Linked DNA regions of Homo sapiens: region 1 is linked to region 2. A link is an interaction called in ENCODE POLR2A ChIA-PET data of the cell type or tissue named here. Cell type or tissue: MCF 10A. All regions are shown on one strand. Links, peaks and the distances in the headings refer to the core of each region. The heading gives the core; the rest is flanking DNA.

Evidence for each region. Peaks named below come from ENCODE experiments on the same cell type or tissue, not always from the same donor. Only the 100,000 strongest peaks of a DNase experiment are listed, where the experiment ranks them.
Region 1: POLR2A ChIA-PET joins it to region 2 with 19 read pairs; 3 of 35 experiments call an interaction of 5 or more read pairs at or near these places.

Annotation. Positions count from the first base shown.
Region 1 is chr3:98,507,474-98,517,992 of GRCh38, reverse strand. It overlaps CLDND1 (claudin domain containing 1), which reads left to right. Exons shown (of 5, transcript NM_001040181.2): 4 at 804-941; 5 at 1,114-2,510. The coding sequence ends at 1,334. Among named protein-coding and RNA genes, the nearest start is that of CLDND1-AS1, 9.8 kb to the left of the region's middle. In MCF 10A, for the core only: no CTCF peak of the experiment used is centred there; a DNase peak (open chromatin) is centred at 4,662.
Region 2 is chr3:98,440,375-98,450,893 of GRCh38, reverse strand. No RefSeq gene overlaps it. Among named protein-coding and RNA genes, the nearest start is that of OR5K1, 18 kb to the left of the region's middle. RefSeq lists enhancers at 4,836-4,975, 4,254-5,453. In MCF 10A, for the core only: no CTCF peak of the experiment used is centred there; a DNase peak (open chromatin) is centred at 4,793.

The DNA of each region.
Region 1 (10,519 bases), core at 860-8,859, 67 kb before region 2:
ATATATATTCTTCAACAGCCCTATAAGACAGGTCATTTATAATTACCATTAATTTACTTGTTGTTACTGCCTTTAGATCATATAAAGACCTAGATATTGTTGGTAGGTAGAGTCAGACTGATTTTTGTATCAAATCCTGGCTCTACCACTTACTGTGTTATTTTTACAAGTTATTTATGACTCTTGCCTCAGTTTCCTTAATTACAAAATGGAATTAATAATAATACAGCTGTAGCTATGGGGGATTGGATTCAGGACCCCCTGCTAATTCCAAGGTTGCTAAAGTACCTTATATAAAATGGCATAATATTAGCATATAACCTACACAATCCTCCTGTATACTTTAAATCATCTTTAGATTGCTTATAATACCCAATACAATATAAATGCTATGTAAATAGTTGTTATACTATATATTTGTAAATTTGTATCATTTTTTTTTCTGAATATTTTTAACCCTTGGTTAGTTGAATCTGCGGATGTGAAACCTGCAGATATGGAGGGCTGACTGTACCTACTTTCTAGGGTTGTTGGGAGGATTAATACAGAAAATGTGTAGACAAACATAGCATGGAACATAGTGAACCCTCAGTAATTGCTACTACCTGTTAGTGTCCTTTTACTTTTATCAGGACAAGAGTAGCATCCTTTTGAATAATGTGCTTTAGAAAAGAGGCCTCAATGTTAAAATACTTTCACACTTTTTGAGAAAAGATCTAATTAGAATATGAAAGAAATTGCCATTGCGGGGAAAATGGTCTGAAATCACGGTAACATTTCTTTTCTCTCTTTTTAAAAATCAGATCTTTGGCGTTGCCAGTTCCTTTTACCTTTTGTGAGTTTAGGTTTGATGTGCTTTGGGGCTTTGATCGGACTTTGTGCTTGCATTTGCCGAAGCTTATATCCCACCATTGCCACGGGCATTCTCCATCTCCTTGCAGGTAGGTTTTGTCATCATACTTACCTTTTAGCTTCTTCCTGTCTCTTTAGGGACCAAAGAGTTATAAATCTGAAATGTTCACGTATTAACTGCCCTGTCACATTGCCTGAAAAGCTCTTTACTGTGCTTTTATCCAGCCATGTTTTGTTTTGTTTTCTAAATTTTCCCCCAAGGTCTGTGTACACTGGGCTCAGTAAGTTGTTATGTTGCTGGAATTGAACTACTCCACCAGAAACTAGAGCTCCCTGACAATGTATCCGGTGAATTTGGATGGTCCTTCTGCCTGGCTTGTGTCTCTGCTCCCTTACAGTTCATGGCTTCTGCTCTCTTCATCTGGGCTGCTCACACCAACCGGAAAGAGTACACCTTAATGAAGGCATATCGTGTGGCATGAGCAAGAAACTGCCTGCTTTACAATTGCCATTTTTATTTTTTTAAAATAATACTGATATTTTCCCCACCTCTCAATTGTTTTTAATTTTTATTTGTGGATATACCATTTTATTATGAAAATCTATTTTATTTATACACATTCACCACTAAATACACACTTAATACCACTAAAATTTATGTGGTTTACTTTAAGCGATGCCATCTTTCAAATAAACTAATCTAGGTCTAGACAGAAAGAAATGGATAGAGACTTGACACAAATTTATGAAAGAAAATTGGGAGTAGGAATGTGACCGAAAACAAGTTGTGCTAATGTCTGTTAGACTTTTCAGTAAAACTAAAGTAACTGTATCTGTTCAACTAAAAACTCTATATTAGTTTCTTTGGGAAACCTCTCATCGTCAAAACTTTATGTTCACTTTGCTGTTGTAGATAGCCAGTCAACCAGCAGTATTAGTGCTGTTTTCAAAGATTTAAGCTCTATAAAATTGGGAAATTATCTAAGATCATTTTCCCTAAGCATTGACACATAGCTTCATCTGAGGTGAGATATGGCAGCTGTTTGTATCTGCACTGTGTCTGTCTACAAAAAGTGAAAAATACAGTGTTTACTTGAAATTTTAACTTTGTAACTGCAAGAATTCCAGTTCAGCCGGGCGAGGATTAGTATTATTTTTAACTCTCCGTAAGATTTTCAGTACCACCAAATTGTTTTGGATTTTTTTTCTTTCCTCTTCACATACCAGGGTTATTAAAAGTGTGCTTTCTTTTTACATTATATTACAGTTACAAGGTAAAATTCCTCAACTGCTATTTATTTATTCCAGCCCAGTACTATAAAGAACGTTTCACCATAATGACCCTCCAGAGCTGGGAAACCTACCACAAGATCTAAAGTTCTGGCTGTCCATTAACCTCCAACTATGGTCTTTATTTCTTGTGGTAATATGATGTGCCTTTCCTTGCCTAAATCCCTTCCTGGTGTGTATCAACATTATTTAATGTCTTCTAATTCAGTCATTTTTTTATAAGTATGTCTATAAACATTGAACTTTAAAAAACTTATTTATTTATTCCACTACTGTAGCAATTGACAGATTAAAAAAATGTAACTTCATAATTTCTTACCATAACCTCAATGTCTTTTTTAAAAAATAAAATTAAAAATGAAAAGAGACTCAATTGTATATAGAGTGTCTGAATTGATTTAAATCTCAACACTTTAGGATAAAGAAGTGGAGGCAATCTCTGTGGTTGTCTGTGCAAAGTGCATCTTGCTGTACAGGGCTGTCGTTACATCCTGTGTTTGGGTCTCTTGTTTGATCTTCTGGGAAATGTAGGAACCCCTTCCCCCTATTAGAAATAAGAAAATCTTTATCTTTTATTTTTCAGAATTTTAAACCATGTTCTCAAAAGTAGTTTTGTTATCTCTACATGTCATACTTAATGTGGCTAGTTTTCAGTAAAGTCATTTAGTGGCTGTGGATGTTTGTGTTCTATAGTAAATAACCAAGTCAGCTTCTGACTTAGAACAAAGTCAGCATTACTCTGTAGCCAATTATTGCCTGTGAAATGACTGGTTACTCAGGTTTCTATCTAATCTTAATTCTTGAAGATTCATTACCCTTCAGCGCCTTCTGTGGAAGGTGGAAAAGAGAAAAGCTAAATGAACAAACAAAACACCTTTGGGAATGGGATAAGAAAATTTTTGGCAGCATGACATTTTTGTATTGGTCAGTTATTTTAAACAATGTCCCTGCCTCTTAATACCCCAGAGTTACATGGGAAGCTACTAGCACCATAACCCCTGGTGCTGCATTGTAGTTGGTATTTTTAGCATGTTGCAGGGTAGCTGAGGTTATCTTTCCTGCAAAGACTTTTTTTCTTTGGAATATATAGGGCTGTATTGTTCATTTAAATGTGAAACTGATTCTAATCAGGTTGAACCATATGAAACTGCAGATATTCAGCCATTTTTGATCAACCTAATAGATAAAATCAGTGGCAAGGCGAACCCTATTTAATCTTTGAAAGCAACCCCCAAAGTAAAAAATTAATTTTCAGATTTTTCAGAATGAATTTTTTTTTCTTTTGGGGTGGAGTTTCACTCTTGTTGCCCAGGCTGAGTGCAATGGTGCGATCTTGGCTCATCACAACCTTTGCCTCCTGGGTTCAAGCGATTCTCCTACCTCAGCCTCCCGAGTAGCTGGGATTACAGTCATGCACCACCATGCCCAGCTAATTTTGTATTTTTAGTAGAGATGGGGTTTCCCCATGTCGGCCAGGCTGGCCTTGAACTCTCGACCTCAGGCGATCCGCCCGCCTCGGCCTCTCAAAGTGCTGGGATTACAGGCATGGGCCACCATACCCGGCCTCAGAATGAATTTTGTGGCAGTTTAACAAATGTGTTTTAAGACTTTGATTTTATAGCTCCTAACTAAATGATGTGGGTAAATATCCTCTATGATTTTTAGCAAAAGACTCATTTCAAAATTTATTAAGTATAGCCATAAAACACAATTTGGCACAACAACAACAACAACAAAAAAGGAATTCTAGAATTTATTCAGATAACAGTGTGCCTTCTGTCTGCATCATATTACACTAGGATTTCAAATTTATAATCTAATGGGAATGTGTTAAAATTTTACCTGCTGTAGTTGTGTGTGTGCACATGCACACGTGCGTTAAGGGAGAGGATAGGGTTGACAATCACTCCTAGGTGAACTCATTTAGTCATATGATTTGAGAAGAATGAGATGACCACAAACCATATCAATTTAGTTTGTTTTTCCATTCCAGAAACATCACCAAATTGCAGACTAGCACAGTTAAAACCTATAGACCCTGTCATGTTCAATTGACTATAACATATATAGATCGGGCCATTTTAATACTTAGCCTTCATATAAACTTTCACCAAAAATGAAAACCTGTTAACCTAATTTTGCTGATTGAAAAACTTTCTTTTTTGTGAAATGGAGTCTCACTCCGTCACCCAGGTTGGAGTGCAGTGGCCCAATCTTGGCTCACTGCAACCTCCGCCTCCTGGGTTCAAGGGATTCTCCTGCCTCAGCCTACGGAGTAGCTGGGATTACAGGTGTGTGCCACCATGCCCAGCAACTTTTGTATTTTTAGTAGAGATGGGGTTTCACCATGTTGGCTAGGCTGGTCTCAAACTCCTGACCTCAAGTGACTCACCCACCTTGGCCTCCCAAAGTGCTGGGATGACAGGCGTGAGCCACTGCACACGGCCTGATTGCAAAACTTTCTGAAATTCTCTAGCAGCTAAAAGAGCAGTTAATGGGTGCAGCTCTGAAGATGCAAATTGTTATTTCACAAGCTTGATGCAGCTGTGTCCTGGCACAGATGGGTGGAGGCTTTTGTCCTCCTTTCAGCACTCTTCTCAAAGGGAACAGTGATTCATACCTTGAAAAGTGAGGAATAAACAAGGAAACGGATCTAAATTATTTTTCTACTGCTCATCAGGTGTTCTTATACTCCATCGTAATAAGATACATTTTTCCCTGGGGCCAAATTACATGCCATCATCCTGCAAATTCATGATGTGAAAATGCTCAATTGTAAAAAGAGTAACAATTATTTGCCCTATAGAAGAAGTTACCATAGAGTGATTACATTCTCTTCAGTGCCAGAATTTCTATTACTAGCATTACGTGTATACAAATATACATTATTTGACATATAAACATTTACATACTTTCAGCAAACTTCTATAAAAGCAAGATCCAATTTATATTACTTTGTATATTTGCAAAGGTTTAGAAATGTGAAATGAGAATTTTCTTTCTGCCGTACACCTTTTAAAATATCTGAGTTACTAAGTAATGTGTCATCTTTACTGGTCCAGTGTTAGTGTCTCAGTATGTGAGCTTTACCTCACCTGCCCTGCAGCCTTTCAGCCCCTCCCAGTCTTCCGCATTTTGTTCGTTTCTTTCCCCCCTTAGCTTGTATTGTCATTGTATGTTCACAAACATCTTTGGTTCTCTTGCTCCCATAATTTCCTATGACACCTCCCTTCGCAATCCTTAGCCCTATCTTCATAGACTGTGCTGTCCAGTTTTCTTAATCTTAAGATATCAAGGATGGCTGTTCAGAACTACTAAGTTGATTCTATAAAAAAGTATGCTGTTTGACTTCAACTGCTTTATAATTCTAAGCATCTCTAATTATTGATCTTTTAACACCCTGCCACACATTTTCCAAGTCTCTACAAATGTTAGTTGTTGGAAACCTTTATTCTTCCTGCTTAACTTCCATGGAAGGAGTTTATGCTCTCTTTTAGAAGGGAATACTGGAGTCAACTCTTGTAGTATCTCCCAGCCTTATTTGCTTCTCTATATAAAAGAAGAATGTATTATCTGGTTGGAGAGATTGCTGGAATCAGGGCATCCACAAGGAGCAGCATGGTATATGGTGGTTAAGTATTTAGCTTGGGAGACAGAATGCGAGCTTTGTAATCCCAGGTCTATCTTTTGTCTCTTAGCCTTTTTCCAAACACCGCTTTTCCCATCTGTGAAATGCTTTGATTATCATATGTCTCTTAGAGTTGTGATGAGGATTATGTAAATTGCTTAGCATAAAGTAGTCGCTCAAAAACTGCTAGTTATGACTGGCTGCATTGTGAGGGGTTGCCAAGCCTATAAAGTGGTGGCTCTTAGCCTAGGCTGCACATTGGAATTTCCTGGAGAACTTAAATGTTTTCATTCCAGAGAATCTGATTTAGTTGGCCTGGGCTATGGTCGGGTCATTGAAATTTTTAAAACCTTTCCAAGTGATTCCAATGGGCAGTTATATTTGAAAGCTATGTTTAAACGCAAGAAATAGGATTCTCTCTCTCCTAGGCAGATTATGAAAGAGTGGGCTGTGGAGTAAACAGACCTGGCTTGGTGTCTGCCTTCTAAAAGCCATTTCTCTACTGTGCTTTCCACACTCTTCTGTTGACTGGCTCTTTGTGACAGGTCCCAATCCATCCCACCTCTGATAGTTGGAGATGCGTATGAAGAGTCTGCTCTGCAGATCCAGTGCACCCCTGGTTCTCAGGTTCAGATTTGGCAGGATGTAATAGGAAGCCTTGTTTGTTTTGGCTTCAATTCCAAATTATTTTCTCTAATCCGGTACTTTCAGGGACCCTGTAATTTGAGGTCATTAGGCCTCTATAAAGAAAGTGAATATTCTTATCCCTGTCTGCTTATCAGTTCATTGTGTTCATACTCTTGGTTAGAACTAGGAAGGAAGGAGGCATGCATGAGTGATTGATGTTAACTTCTACCCAAGCTAGAAATTCTGAGGATGAACATATAATAGCATTATCTATAAAATGGGATATTATCTGCCTCAATAGGTTTTTGTGATGGTTAAATAAGAAGGTATACGTGCAAGTTTTTAGAACACCTTTGAAAACATAAGAGCTCAAAAAGTGTTTGGTACTATTATTTGGACATTAATGCAGTGCACGGGAAGGAGGCAGCCTTTGCTTGCCCTGTGTGGTCCAGCTCTAGGGCATGCGGGACTCTGAGCTGTTGGGGTTTACCACAAGGCTACACTCCAATGGGGATTAGAACTGGGGCTGGTGTTACATTATTGGGGAAGTCTTCTGTTTCCAGTAAAGGTTTGTTTCAAAACAGAAAGGGCTTCATTACATGGGCTTTTTAGCCATACAAGCCTCTCAAGGTGGAAGAATTTTTGCTTTTAAAACTCACATTTTAATCCTTTTTTTCAAGTAGGACAGCAGTGGGGTGGAACTTTTGGCCTTTCAATGATTGTGCTATTGGTAAATCGAGATAAATGCATCAAAAACCTTTCTATTAGTCCATTTGTGATTCTATAACAGAATACCTGAGACTGAGTAATTTATAAATAATAGAAATTTATTTTTAATGGTTCTGGAGGCTGAAAAGTCCAAGATGCCAGCAGATTTGGCAATTCTGATTCCAAGACAACACTTTGCATGCTTCATGCTTCAGAGGAGAGGAAAACTGTTCCTCACATGAGAGAAGAGTAGAAGGGCAAAGAGGGTGAGAGTGGGCCAAACTGTACCAATTCCACCCATGAGGGTGGAGCCCTCATGGCCTAATCACCTCTCAAAGGTCCCACCTCCTAATAGTGTTACAATGGCAATTGAATTTTGACATGTGTTTTGGAAGGGGCAAACTTTCAAAACATAGCACTGTCTTTATGTTGTTTAAAATTGGACTCAGGTCCATTGAGGGAAGTGGAAGAACTTGGATTCCTGCAGCTTGTTTGCAGGCTCCTGAAATCAGCCTCTACAACATGCAATCCAATTAGATTTGGATGGTTCATTTTAAGTTCTGAGGGTGGAAGTAGATTTCAGGGATCCACACCATGGTTCCACTGCTGAGTAATGGTGGATATTATTCATGAGCACTTAACAAGATGCCAAGTGGCACTTGTTACCATGGACTCAAAGGAGGATTCAAAGATATGAAAGATAAGACATTATCTAAAAAATTCTAGAGAGAGTTCCAACACTTGATGCTAAAACACCCTTGTAATGGTTAATATTAAGTGTCAACTTGATTGAATTGAAGGATGCAAAGTATTGTTCTTGGGTGTGTCTTTGAGGGTATTGCCAAAGGATATTAACATTGGAGCCAGTGGACTGGGAGAGGCACATCCACCCTCAGTCTGGGTGGGCACAATTGAATCAACTACCAGGACAGCCAGAATAAAAAGCAAGCAGAAGAATGTGGAAAGACTAGACTGACTGAGTCTTCTGGCTTCCCTCTTTCTCCTGTGTTGGGTGCTTCCTGCCCTTGAACATTGGACTCCAAGTTCTCCAGCTATGGGGCTCTTGGACCTTTGACCACCGACTGAAATCTGCACTGTTGGCTTCCCTACTTTTAAGGTTTTGGGACTTGGACTGCCTTCCTTGCTCCTCAGCTTGCAGACGGCCTATTGTGGGACCTCACCCTGTGATCATGTGGGTCAATACTTAAACTCTCCTTTATTTAAACATCTATCCTATTAGTTCTGTCCCTCTAGAATACCCTAATGCAGCCCTCAAGGACTAATTTAGAGCAGCAGTACCCAATTTGTCATCTTAACCATTTACCCCAGGCCTTGTACCCTCCACCTAAAACTCCCAAGCATTTGAAATAAGATACCTGGGGGAAGGAAAGGGAGGGAAAGGCCTTGAGCCTTTGAGTGGAGAGTGCTGTGGCCTCTCCCTCTTACTCCCTCCTATGCATTAGGCATTACTCTAGGTGAACAAGTAGAGCTACTCTGTAATTAATTCCTGACTTTAACATCCACAGAACTACTCTGGATTTAAACAGATCGATTTGCAATCCCAATTCTTTTTACTAGTTGAGAAACTTTGGGCAAGTTCTGTCATTCTTTAGGTCTCAGTAGGATAATAATGCCTATTTTTCACGTTCACTGTGAGGCTTATAAGGTAATATATGTAAAGTGCTTAGCATGGAGTTTGGTACAATTTAAGCTTTCAATCAACAATAACTGTTATTAATCTTCAGATGATTTCAAATCCCCAGCCCTGCCTTCTCCCTAAACTCCAAGTCCAAATTCCTAGGTGCCTTCAAGGCAGCTTCATTTGAATATTTTCATGATACCTAAAATGTAATATGTTTAAATTTATACTCATTTGTCTTCTCATAACTGCACCAATTCTCATTTGTTTTACATGTTTTCCCATCAACTAGACTTTTAATGTTGACATCATCTTTGACTCCTTCTTTTCCCTGGCCTTCTATATCCAATTAGTTATCAAGATTTTTTGATTCTATTTCAGTAATGCCTATGTCACTGAAACTCTCCTGTCTAGTCACCTTAGTTCCGGTTCCTTCCTGGATGATGACAGTAGACTCTCTGCTGGTCTCTTTGCCACTAACTAGCTTACCTGAAACCCATTTTACACATCCTGCCAGCCTAATTTGCTAAAGCATAGATAATATCGCATCAACCTTTTACCCCAAAACCATCAACAACTCTCTACTGCTTACAAAAGCAATCTAGAATAAAGTCTAGATTTTGTCTAACATCAAAGCTGTAACATTGTCTAGCTCTATCTTTGGATCATTTTCTCCTATTCCTCTCCTTTAGTCACAGTCATTGTTACGTTTGGACTTTCTTATATCTGTGATTCATCTTATATTGTCTTTATTTATGGAATGCTATTCTCCACATACTCAAATCTTGATCTATACCACTTCACTGCAATTCCAGTTTCAAAAATCATGACCACTTCTTTACCAATTGAAATAACTGAAGACTCATCTCGAATGTCTTGCTCTTCTGAATCCCTGTGGCATTCGGAGTAACCCCCTTCTTGCTGCTTTTGCCACTTTCTACTTTTTGTATAACAGTGATTGTTGTGCATATCAACCTTCCTACTAGAACTTATTGCCTATTTAATCTTTGTATCCCTCCAACATCTTCCACATTGCCTTGCAAAGAATAGTCCCTCAATAAATGAGAGAGTTGCTTCTGAGTTATAATCCTTGAAATTATTAGAAAGCTGCATTGTAAAATATATACATGAAAGTAGATTAACTGGGGAAAAATTAGAATTGATAGACTAGAGCTCAAATTGAACACCTTGGAGAGACTAGGCTATGTAATAGGTCCTTCAAGGTAATTTTGAGATTTACACCTCCCCCACTTCTTGCCCTGGAGCTGGAAGAAATGAGAGTTTGGTTGTTTGTCTATTGTGATATCACATCCACAATTTTACCCAATCACATAGGCTTTTGTGATTTTTGTTCACTTCATATAAAGTGCTGATACTAGAAAATGTTTAAAGACTTTTGTTGACATAGTTAGAAGATAAAAATTCAAAGCTGACCACTGTTGGCAAAGTTTGATGAAATAAATGTGTCCTAATCTGTATTTAAACTATGAAATAAAATTCTACAATGAAATCAGAGTATTGTTAGTTGTAAATTTAAGAGATGAGGCCAGGCGTGGTGGCTCACACCTGTAATCCCAGCACTTTGGGAGGTCGAGGTGGGCGGATCACGAGATCAGGAGATAGAGACCATCCTGGCTAACACGGTGAAACCCCGTCTATACTAAAAATACAAAAAATTAGCCGGGCGCGGTGGCAGGCACCTGTAGTCCCAGCTACTTGGGAGGCTGAGGCAGGAGAACGGCGTGAACCCGGGAGTTGGAGCTTGCAGTGAGCCG
Region 2 (10,519 bases), core at 1,198-9,197:
TAAGGAGATTAATGTTGTTTTCATATCTGGTAACACAACATCCATTCTGCAGCCTGTGAATCAAGTAGTAATTTTGACTTTCTAGTCTTATTATATAAGAAATATATTTCATAAGGTAATAGGTGCCATAATTAGTGATTCTTTGGATGGATCTGAGAAAATTAAATTAAACTTTCTGGAAAGAATTTATAATTCTAAATGCCATTAGGAACATATGATTGGTGGGAGGAGGGCAAAATATCAAAAATAACAGGAGTTCGGAAGAAGCAGATTCCATGGATGATTTTGAAAAGCTTCGTACTTCAGTGGATTAAGAAACTGCAAACGTGGCAGAAATAATGAAATAACGAGACCTAAAATTAGAAGTGGAGCTTGAAGATGTGACTGCATTGCTGCAATACTGTGGTAAAACTTGAACAGAAGAGCTGTTTCTTATGAATGAGTAAAGAAATTGTTTTTTGAGATAAAATCTACTCCTGGTGAAGATGCTGTGAACATTGTTGAAATGACAACAAAGGATTTAGAATATTACATAAACTAAGTTGTTAAAGCAGCGGCAGGGTTTGAGAGGTTTGATTCTAATTTTGAAAGGAGTTCTACTGTGGGTAAAATGCTCTCAAACAGTATCACATGCTACAGAGAAACCTTTTGTGAAAGGAGGGTTCAGTCAATGTGGCAGGCTTTATTTTTGTCTTTTTAAAAGAAATTGCCACAGCCACTCCAGCCTTCAGCAAACACCATCCTGATCAGTTGATGGCCGAAGCCGTCAACATGAAGGCAAAACCCTCCACCAACAAAAGATCACTATTCGCTGGTCTCAGATGATGGTTAGCATTTTTTAGCAATAAATTATTCTTTAAGATATATACATTATTTTTTGACATAATGTTATTGCACAATCAGTAGACTATAGTACAGTGTAAACATAACTTTTATACGTACTAGGAAACCAAAATATTTTATATATTCATACCTTCTGAAGATATCTGCCTATATGGGCCCCTTGTTTATAGACACTTTTCTACAACAGCCAAACTTGTGAGCTACCCAACTAGGCCACAGGCTTTCCTGCTTCCTCTTCTTGCCTTTGCCAACCTACCTAGCCTGTTTGTTACTCATTTCCTTCTAGAATCTGCCTGATGTCAAATTGATCTTTAGTGTTTTTCTCGGTTATCTGGGTTAGAATTTTGTGCCACTTTTTAGGTCCTATGATAGACACAGTTGCCCTGCCCTTTGCCCCGGACCTACTCTGTGGGTCACACGCACACTGTTCCTGTACAAATTGACTAAGGCTTTTCGTGCCTTTTTTTTTTTTAAAGTTCCAGGCAGAACTTGCAGGTACATTTGTGCCCTGGTGGTTTGCTGCACCTGGTAACCCATCATCTAGGTTCCCTCACCTCATCCCCCACCCCCCACTCCCTAACAGGCCCCAGTGTGTGTTGTTCCCCTCCCTGTGACCATGTGTTCTCATTGTTCAACTCCCACTTATGAGTGAGAACATGCAGTGTTTGGTTTTCTGTTCCTGTGTTAGTTTGCTGAGGATGATGGCTTCCAGCTTCATCCATGTCCGTGCAAAGGACATGGTCTTGTTCCTTTTTATGGCTGCATAGTATTCCATGGTGTATATGTACCACATTTTCTTTATCCAGTCTATTATTGATGGACATTTGGGTTGGTTTCCATGTCTTTGCTATTGTGAATAGTGCTGCAATAAACATACATGTGAATGTGTCTTTATAGTAGAATGATTTATATTTCTTTGGTTATATACCCAGTAACGGGATTGCTGGGTCAAATGGTATTTCTGGTTCTATATCCTTAAGGAATTGCCACACAGTCTTCCACAATGGTTGAACTAATTTACATTCCCACCAACAGAGTAAAAGCGGTTCTATTTCTCCACAGCCTCACTAGCATCTAATGTTTCTTGACTTTTTAATAATCCCTATTCTGACTGGTGGGAGATGGTATCTATTATGGTTTTGATGTCCATTTCTCTAATGATCAGTGGTGTTGAGCTTTTTTCATATGTTTTTTGGCTGCATAAATGTCTTATTTTGGGAAGTGTCTGTTCAATCTTTTGCCTACTTTTTGATGGGGTTGTTTGTTTTTTCTTGTAAATTTGTTTAAGTTCCTTGTAGATTTTGGATATTAGCCCTTTGTCAGATGGGTAGATTGCAAAAATTTTCTCCCGTTCTGTAGGGTGTCTGTTCACTCATGTTAGTTTCTTTTGCCATGCAGAAGCTCTTTAGTTTACTCTGGCCATGCAATTTCACTTCGCTTTGGAAAGGGCCAGGATGACATCATCAGAAATTTAACACTGAGGGAATGACCCTCAACCAATAAAAATGGGGGCTGGGGCTGGGCGCAGTGGCTCACACCTGTAATCCCAGCACTTTGGGAGGCTGAGGCAGGGGGAATACCCGAGGTCAGGAGTTTCAGAACAGCCTGGCCAACACAGCAGAACCCCGTCTCTACTAAAAATACACAAAACTAGTCTGGCCTGGTGGCGCACATCTGTGGTCCCAGGTACTCAGGAGGCTGAGGCAGGGGAATCGCATGAACCCGGGAGGTGCAGGTTGCAGTGAGCCAAGATTACAGCCACTGCACTCCAGCCTGGGCAACAGAGTGAGACTCTGTTCCAAAAAAAAGGGGAGGCGGGGGTGGTCAGTGGATATGTACTTTGACTTTGACTTTCTCACTGCATGGTGAAAAATGTTGATGTGTGTTTTTAAGTCTTTCAGAAGGTCCCTGATTTCTTATAGATATAACCTACTTATTAATGCATTAATGGGCTTTCCTCCTTCCTCTATCTCACTTCTTCATGCTCATTATGCATCTTGAATTACTAACCACATAAACTACTTGCACCCCTATCCTTTTCTCAAAGTCTGCTTTTGGAGAAACTCAAAGTAAGATTGGACTGGACAACACACTCACCAGCACTGTTTTTTTATATTTTCTTATTCAACCCTTACTTACTCAACTGTCATGTTATCTCTTTGAAAGTGAAACTTTGGGGTTTTGTTGTGGGAGTTTTATTAAATGAGATTTGTAAAAATCTTAAGTTCTCTGTAAGAGGAGCCATTATGGTTGTTACTGAGTGCTTTTGTAGTTGAAAGCCCTCACAACATTATATAAGAGAAGAAGAGCAAGGAATAGTTATTGACTAAATTATTACAGTGTGATGGTGCTAAAAGGAATTCAGGCCAAAACCAATTCAAGGTCCTTCACTAAAGGGGCTATACCATTTTAACGCTGAAGAGTGTAGAGATACTTTACGAAATAAACATTTGATATAGATTACGTTGGAGACAGGGCACTAGGGTGATTTGTCTGAGGTTAGATTGTTGTAGGGTTTTTTTTTAAAATAAAATAAATTATTTTAAAAAAATCAGCTTTCTGGAGAGATTTTCTAGGGTTCTCTGTTTCATATAATAAAAATGTGATCCTCAAAGAGTAAACTTCAGCTCTGCTGGCTAATGATGTCTCTGGCCCAAAGGGATGACTCAATTCAAATGCTCTTCTCATTCTGTCTCACTAATGTATCTTTACCAGAAATCCCTGTCTAGTTCCTAATTACATCCATTGTGCATTGCTTACAAATGAAACACAACCTCCTTACAGTTATGGAACTTGTCCAATTTCCAATCTCTGAGGGGCCAAACTTTTAATAAAGTCTCCAGTGAGGACATTCAGGTTTACTAAAACTTTCACTGAATATTATTAATTTAGGCAAATCTCCCCAGCTAACCAGTTAAAGTTAAAATTAACCAAGTCATACACAGATTTAATAATTCTCAGTGAGCTTAATTTCTTTTCCAAGAGCAGTACCCAAGAAAATCTTCAATTTTTTTTCTAGTCTGGAGTAAAAATAAAAAACAAAAACAGAAAGAAGCACCTATAAACTGGGCTGTTTAATGTATTTTGGTACTCTGTATTAGAATCTTTTATTTATATTTATATCGATATAAAATAGCAATATCAATATATTATATTAATATACAAATATAAATATAAAGTTATTTATATTCATAAACTTGATGGTGATGATAACATCCAACCCTGAGGTGAAAGACTGAAAAGGGATTTCCATGTGATATTGTTTTTGGAAGAAGCCATAGTTTTTCTTTTCTTTTTTTTTGTTTTCTTATTTATTTGTTTTTTTATTTATTTGTTTTTACTTTGCTTCCAATTAGCAGGAATGGATTCTCTCTGACTCAACTCTTTAATTACCAAGGCATTTTCAGCCATCATACCCTGAGTTTACAGCTGAGGCTTTATGTATTTTTAAAAATTAAGATATAATACACTTGGGATATAGTATAAAAATCTTCTGTGTATCGATGAATTGTTATTTATCCACCTGTGTAATATAATCACCTTAGTTGTTGATATCCTCTAATGTACAGCACTTTTCTTCATTTTATATATCCTTTTCTTCTGCCTCACCTTCTTTTCCATTTTCCCTCTTCCCATCTCTATGTTTATCCCTACTACCTCCCATTTCTCCACCTTCTCTACATCCCTCTCTACTTACAGCTGCTCTCCACTTCTATTCTCCCTTTTGTTCTCCTACCTAGTCTCACTTCCTCTTGTGTAGGTGTATCTGGAAGTTCCTGTGCTGGTTATAACCTGTTGCTTGATTTTATTACTCACCGCTGTAGAGTCTTGCTGAAGCTCTAATTGAGCCCAGGATCAAAGCACATCTATAGAGGATAAAGTGGGACGGCTATGATTGGCCATTTCGTACCCACGGTGTTTGGGAGAAACAGTCCAGCCCCTCTTTTAAGAAATGAGCAAGACACTGATTCCATCACATTGACTCAAGCTGGCTTTCAAACCAGAGGACTGGATGCTGAATCAAGCTGCCTGATCTGTCTGGACATGTCACTCTGACACTGGCATTCAAAACAGTAGGTGAAGGTAGCTTTACGGACAGAAGAAAGAAAGCCAGTATTTACCAGTTCCTTATGTATTTACATTTTTTCAAAATGAAAAGTTTTTATCATAAAATTGTAACTTTTATACACCATGCATAGGAAAAATGAAACAAAAGAAAACACAGCCAGAAATATATTAAAAAAAACTTAAAAATCTATGAAATATACACACTTGGTGGCTAACTAAAAATAAGTATTATTGACATTTTAATTGATATCTTTTCAGAATTATTTCTCCTATTGCTTTAGAAACTTGGAATCATATTGGAAAGAGTGTTTTAACTTAACATATTAGAGAAATCTGTCCTTATCAGCAAGCAAAAATTATATAATTAAGCATAATCAATATGTACCACTATTTTAAATTCATTCCCTTTTAATGGGTATGTGGCTTAATTCAATTTTTCTATTATAAATAAGCTACTAATTAATATCCATTAAATATATCCTGAATCTCTAGTCTAATAGAAATGAAATATTTGCATCAAAGGGTATGAACATTGTAAAGGCTTTTGATCTACTTTGCTCAAGTGCTCTCCAGAAAGATTGAGTTAATCTGGGAAAAGTCTCTGCTCTATTACACCACCAACAAACTGACTAACATCATCCTTTTTAGTTTTTGCCACACTGATATTTCTTCTTTTTCCTTGCTTCAGGAAATTAAAATAGATAGAACCCCAAAACTTGTTTGCCATTTGTATTTCTTCTTTGATAAATGTCTATTGATCTTTCCTTTTATTCAAATGTTTGCCTTTTTCATCATGATGTGTTAAGAGCCTCTTATACATCAAAGGTGTTAATATTTCCCTTTCTCCCATAAATGTCCTGAATATTTTTCTTATAATATTATTTGTCTAACTGTTTTTTTTGTTTGTTTGTTTGTTTGTTTTTACATATAGAAGTTTTAAAGTTTTACATTGTCACTGTATCAGGGTATACTCAGGAAAACGGAGCCCTTGCCAACGATTTAAATAGAGAAAATGCAATTCAGGAAATAATTACAAAGGGTGTGAAAAGTAAAAATTCAAACAAGGTAACCTGTGATAAGCTCCTACTGGAAGGACTGGTGTTAACAGAACTCAGAATTCTGTCCATAGGAGAGGTTATTCTGCAGAAGCTGGAATCTCTCTGGGGATACAGCTAAGTGCTAGAGACACTGCCTATAGCAGACAAAGAGTGAAGAAATATTGTGGCTTATATCCTCCACTCTCCAATTTCTTATTAGTGTCTGCCACTGGGAAAATCTAGCCAGAAGTCATTTGAAAGAAATTCTGGGAAATATAGCATACAAAGGCAATTTGATTGCGATACAAAACTGACCGGGGGAAGCCGAGAAATAGAAGGGGAAGCTGAGAAATAGATTGAGGGTAAACAGCGAGTGTTTAAGAGAATCATATACATTAATTATTTCTATTTATGACTTCTGGCTCTGGCATTAATAAAGTCCTCTTTTTCCCTAAGATTATTTCTTTGATTTGTATTTAATTTTGAGTCTTACATTTTTAGTTTACATAAAATATATGTTGGTGTAAAATGTGAGTATGTTCCCTGACAGAGGAAGGTCCAGCTGCTTGTTCTCGAGCTCTAATAAGAAGACGCAGACAAACTAGGAAAGATGGGAGTTTATTTCTGCAACCAGTTACAGGGAGAAGGTCAGAGTAACTCACCAGACCATCTCAAAGTTACAAGTTTTTTTCTGATACTTACATACATTTTAAGCTCCATGCTATGTGCAGGATTGCACCTACAAGCAGAAGAGTTTCATTCAATCTATGTCTAATCTTTAACTAGGGGGTCTGGGGTCTGGAAAGCTTTCTTTAGAGTCTTAGTTTCTTAATCTTAAGACAGAACCAGGTGTATGTGTAGGAATGCTATTACTATTCAATCACACTTTAGGGTCTGAGAAAACCCAGGTGGGATCTTAATGGGTTTGTTTTCATATTCCCATCCTCATACTCAGGCACCAGTTTCTCCAGTTCTTTATTTAACTTATCCACTCATCAAAATTATAGTAAAGGGTAATGGAAACTAACCGCCTGGTTGCTAATGGAAACCTGACCTGCCACAAGTAAGGATCTAACTATATTGTTTAATGACAGCCTAGTTGGCCCAACACCATCATTTGAATTAGATCTTTACCATATTGATAATTTTTAAAGAAGTTTGGGTTTATTTTTGTACTTTTTACTTAGTTCCATATATCTCTTTGTATGTGTTACAGAAGCTAAATTTCAGGTAAGTGTGAGCAAAAGTTTGGGGAATTCCTTCTGCTACCCATTCATAGGGTAGAAGCTATACCTTAGGCATGGCATGACATCAATGCAGAAACAACAATCACTTTTGCCCCCCCTCATTGGTAAGGCAGAGGTTCCACACTGGGAAGCCAAGCTTAGAAAATAAGAGGCTATGGTCCACACCCAATGCCTACTCCTAAAGCAGGGATGTCACTCACAGAGAAGGAGGCCACTGTTCCCACCGCCAAGCTTGGGAGTGTAGTCTCAGAAATTTTCCCAGGAGAAAATATGGTTATTCACATACAAAAGAATGGAATTGAACCCCTATTTCACAACATACACAAAAATTAGCTCAAATGGCTCAAATACCTAAATGTAATAGATAAAACTATAAGCTCTAATAAAAATAAGTATAAATATTGTGACATTGTGTTATGCCACAGTTTCTTAAATATGACACCAAAAGCACAGGCAAAATATCAAAAATAAGTGAGATTTCATCAAAATTAGGAGTATTTTTGCTTCAGAGGATACCAGCAAGAAAGCAAAGGACAGAACTAGATTTGGAGAAGATATATGAAAATCACATTTATGAGAAGAGAGTTTTATCTAGAATATATAAAGAACTTTTATCACTCAATAATCAAACCTCAAATTACCCTGTTTAAAAATTGGCAAAGGATCTGAATAATTATTTCTCCAAAGAAGTTATACAAATTTCAAATAGTACATGGAAGATGCTCAGCATTATTAAACATCAAGGAAATGCAAATCAAAACCCAGTGTGACACCACTTCACATGAAATATAATAACTATAATAAAAAGACAGAAAATAGCAAGTCTTGGCGAGGATGTGGCAAAATTGGAACCCTCATGCATTACTCTTGGGAATGTAAAATGGTTCAGCTACTTTGAAACACAGTCAAGTTATTCCTCAAAAAGCTAAACACAGAGTTACCATAAAACCCAGCAATAACACTCCTACCTTAATACCTAAGAGAAATGAAAAGATATGTCCATATGCAAAGTTGTATGCAAATATTCAGAGCAGCATTATTCATAATTGACAAACTAATGCTAAAGCTTATAATGAAAGATAAAAGACAGGTATAGCCGGCCGGGCGCGGTGGCTCACGCGTGTAATCCCAGCACTTTGGGAGGCCGAGGCGGGTGGATCACGAGGTCAGGAGATGGAGACCACGGTGAAACCCCAATCTTTACTAAAAATACAAAAAATTAGCCGGGCTTGGTGGCGGGCGCCTGTAGTCCCAGCTACTCGGAGAGGCTGAGGCAGGAGAATGGCGTGAACCCGGGAGGTGGAGCTTGCAGTGAGCCGAGATCGGGCCACTGCACTCCAGCCTGGGCGACAGAGCGAGATTCCGTCTCAAAAAAAAAAAAAAAAAAAAAAAAAAAGGCAAGTATAGCCAACACAACACTGAAGAAGAACAAAGTTGAAGGAAATCACACTACTGATTTCAAGATTCACTATGTAGCGGCAGTGATCAAGATAACATAGTATTTCTGAAAGAATAAACACAGAATTCAAGGGAACAGCATAGACAGCTCAGAATTGACTCACACAAATGTTGTCAGTTGATCTCTGACAGAGGAGCAAAGGCAATCTATTGAATAAAGATGGCTTTCAACAAATGGTGCTGGAACAATTGGACATCCATATACAAAAACTATAAAGCTAGATATACATCATACGTAATTCACAAACATTAAGTCAAAATGGATCATAGATCTAAATGTAAAACTAAAACTATAAGCTTCCAGAAGAAAGATAGGAGAAAATTTAGGTAATCTTTGGTGTGATTATGAGTTTTAGATACAATGCCAAAAGCATAATCTATAAAAGAAAACATTGATGTTTGTTATAGTAAAATAAAAACTTCTGCTATGAGAAAGACACTTTGAAGAGTATGAAAAGACAAGCTGCAGACTTAGAGATGACATTTGCAATACACATTTTTGATGAAGAGCTTGTATTCAATATATACAAATAATGACTAAAACTCAACAATAAGCAAATAAATAATCCAAATTTAAAAGGACCAAAATATAGGAATAGGCATCTAACAAAATAAGATACACAGATGGGAAACAAGCATATAAAAAGACACTAGACAAAATCCAATAATACTTAAAATACAAAACGCTAATGAGGATGTGAAGCAAGAGACACACACATACATATCTTCAGTCTGCCAGCTGAGAGGGCCTAGAAACAATGATACAGAAGAAGCAATGAACACACCTGTTACCCAGATCTTGGTTTCTAATACCATTCTTCAATAAAAGGAACTAGAGTTCGTTGGCTGATTCTAGCAATGGAGCAAGAAATATACAGTATGAGTCTGGAGCATCTGGCAATGACCAAATAAAAAGGTGCTAAAAAACCCCAACCCTATAAATAGAACTTGGGAGAAGGATTTTAATCCATATTTCAATAAGAATGCAGTAAAAAAAATGGAGCAAGACAGGGTAGGGGCACATGTACATAAATGAACAAAATACGTACAGCTAGAACTAGAGTCTGATAAACTTTTTTTGCCCTGAAGACAGTCATCCCATTGAAGACAGAATTCCTGGGAAAAACATACCAGATGACCAGGACCAAGCACAGAGACAAATCAGACACAGTGATTTTGAAGAAAACATGTTGTCCTTTTGTTACCAGTATAACTGGACTTATTTTTTTATCCTATGTTAAGTGACTGAACTTCAGTTTTTACCTGACAAAAGTAAAGAGAGCCTTTTTTAAGAAAAGCCCAAAGCAAACAAACAAACAAAAATACAACCCAATATATACACAATGACGTGTATATGGACAGGGATGCAGGAACCAATGGAAACAGCTTCCAGTAGCCAAAGATTACATGATTTGATCAACAAAATTAAGGAAGTAATATTTGGATATGCTCAAGTTATAGAATAAATATTGTGCATCAATACTAATGTCAATAAATGATTGAATAAGTAAACAAATAGGTTGAATAAACAAATATTCTGTACAAGAATTTCAACTGATTTATGTAAATATTTTGCCTTCAAAGAGTTGATGTATAAACTCTCCATTCCTTAAGTGTGTTTTGTTTGTAGTGACTTCATTCCAAAAAGTACAAGTTGGAAAGGGGAGAATCAGTTGAGTTTATGGTAGAGAAAACTGGCAAATACTGCCTTAGCCAGGTGGTCATAGTCAACATCAAGAGTTATGAGTCATGACAATAATATTTACCATTGATACAATATGATAAGAATGGCAGTTTGTTCATAGTCTTTATCCCCTAAACCCATAACTCTAGTCTAACTATGAGAAAAATATCAGAGAAATTCCA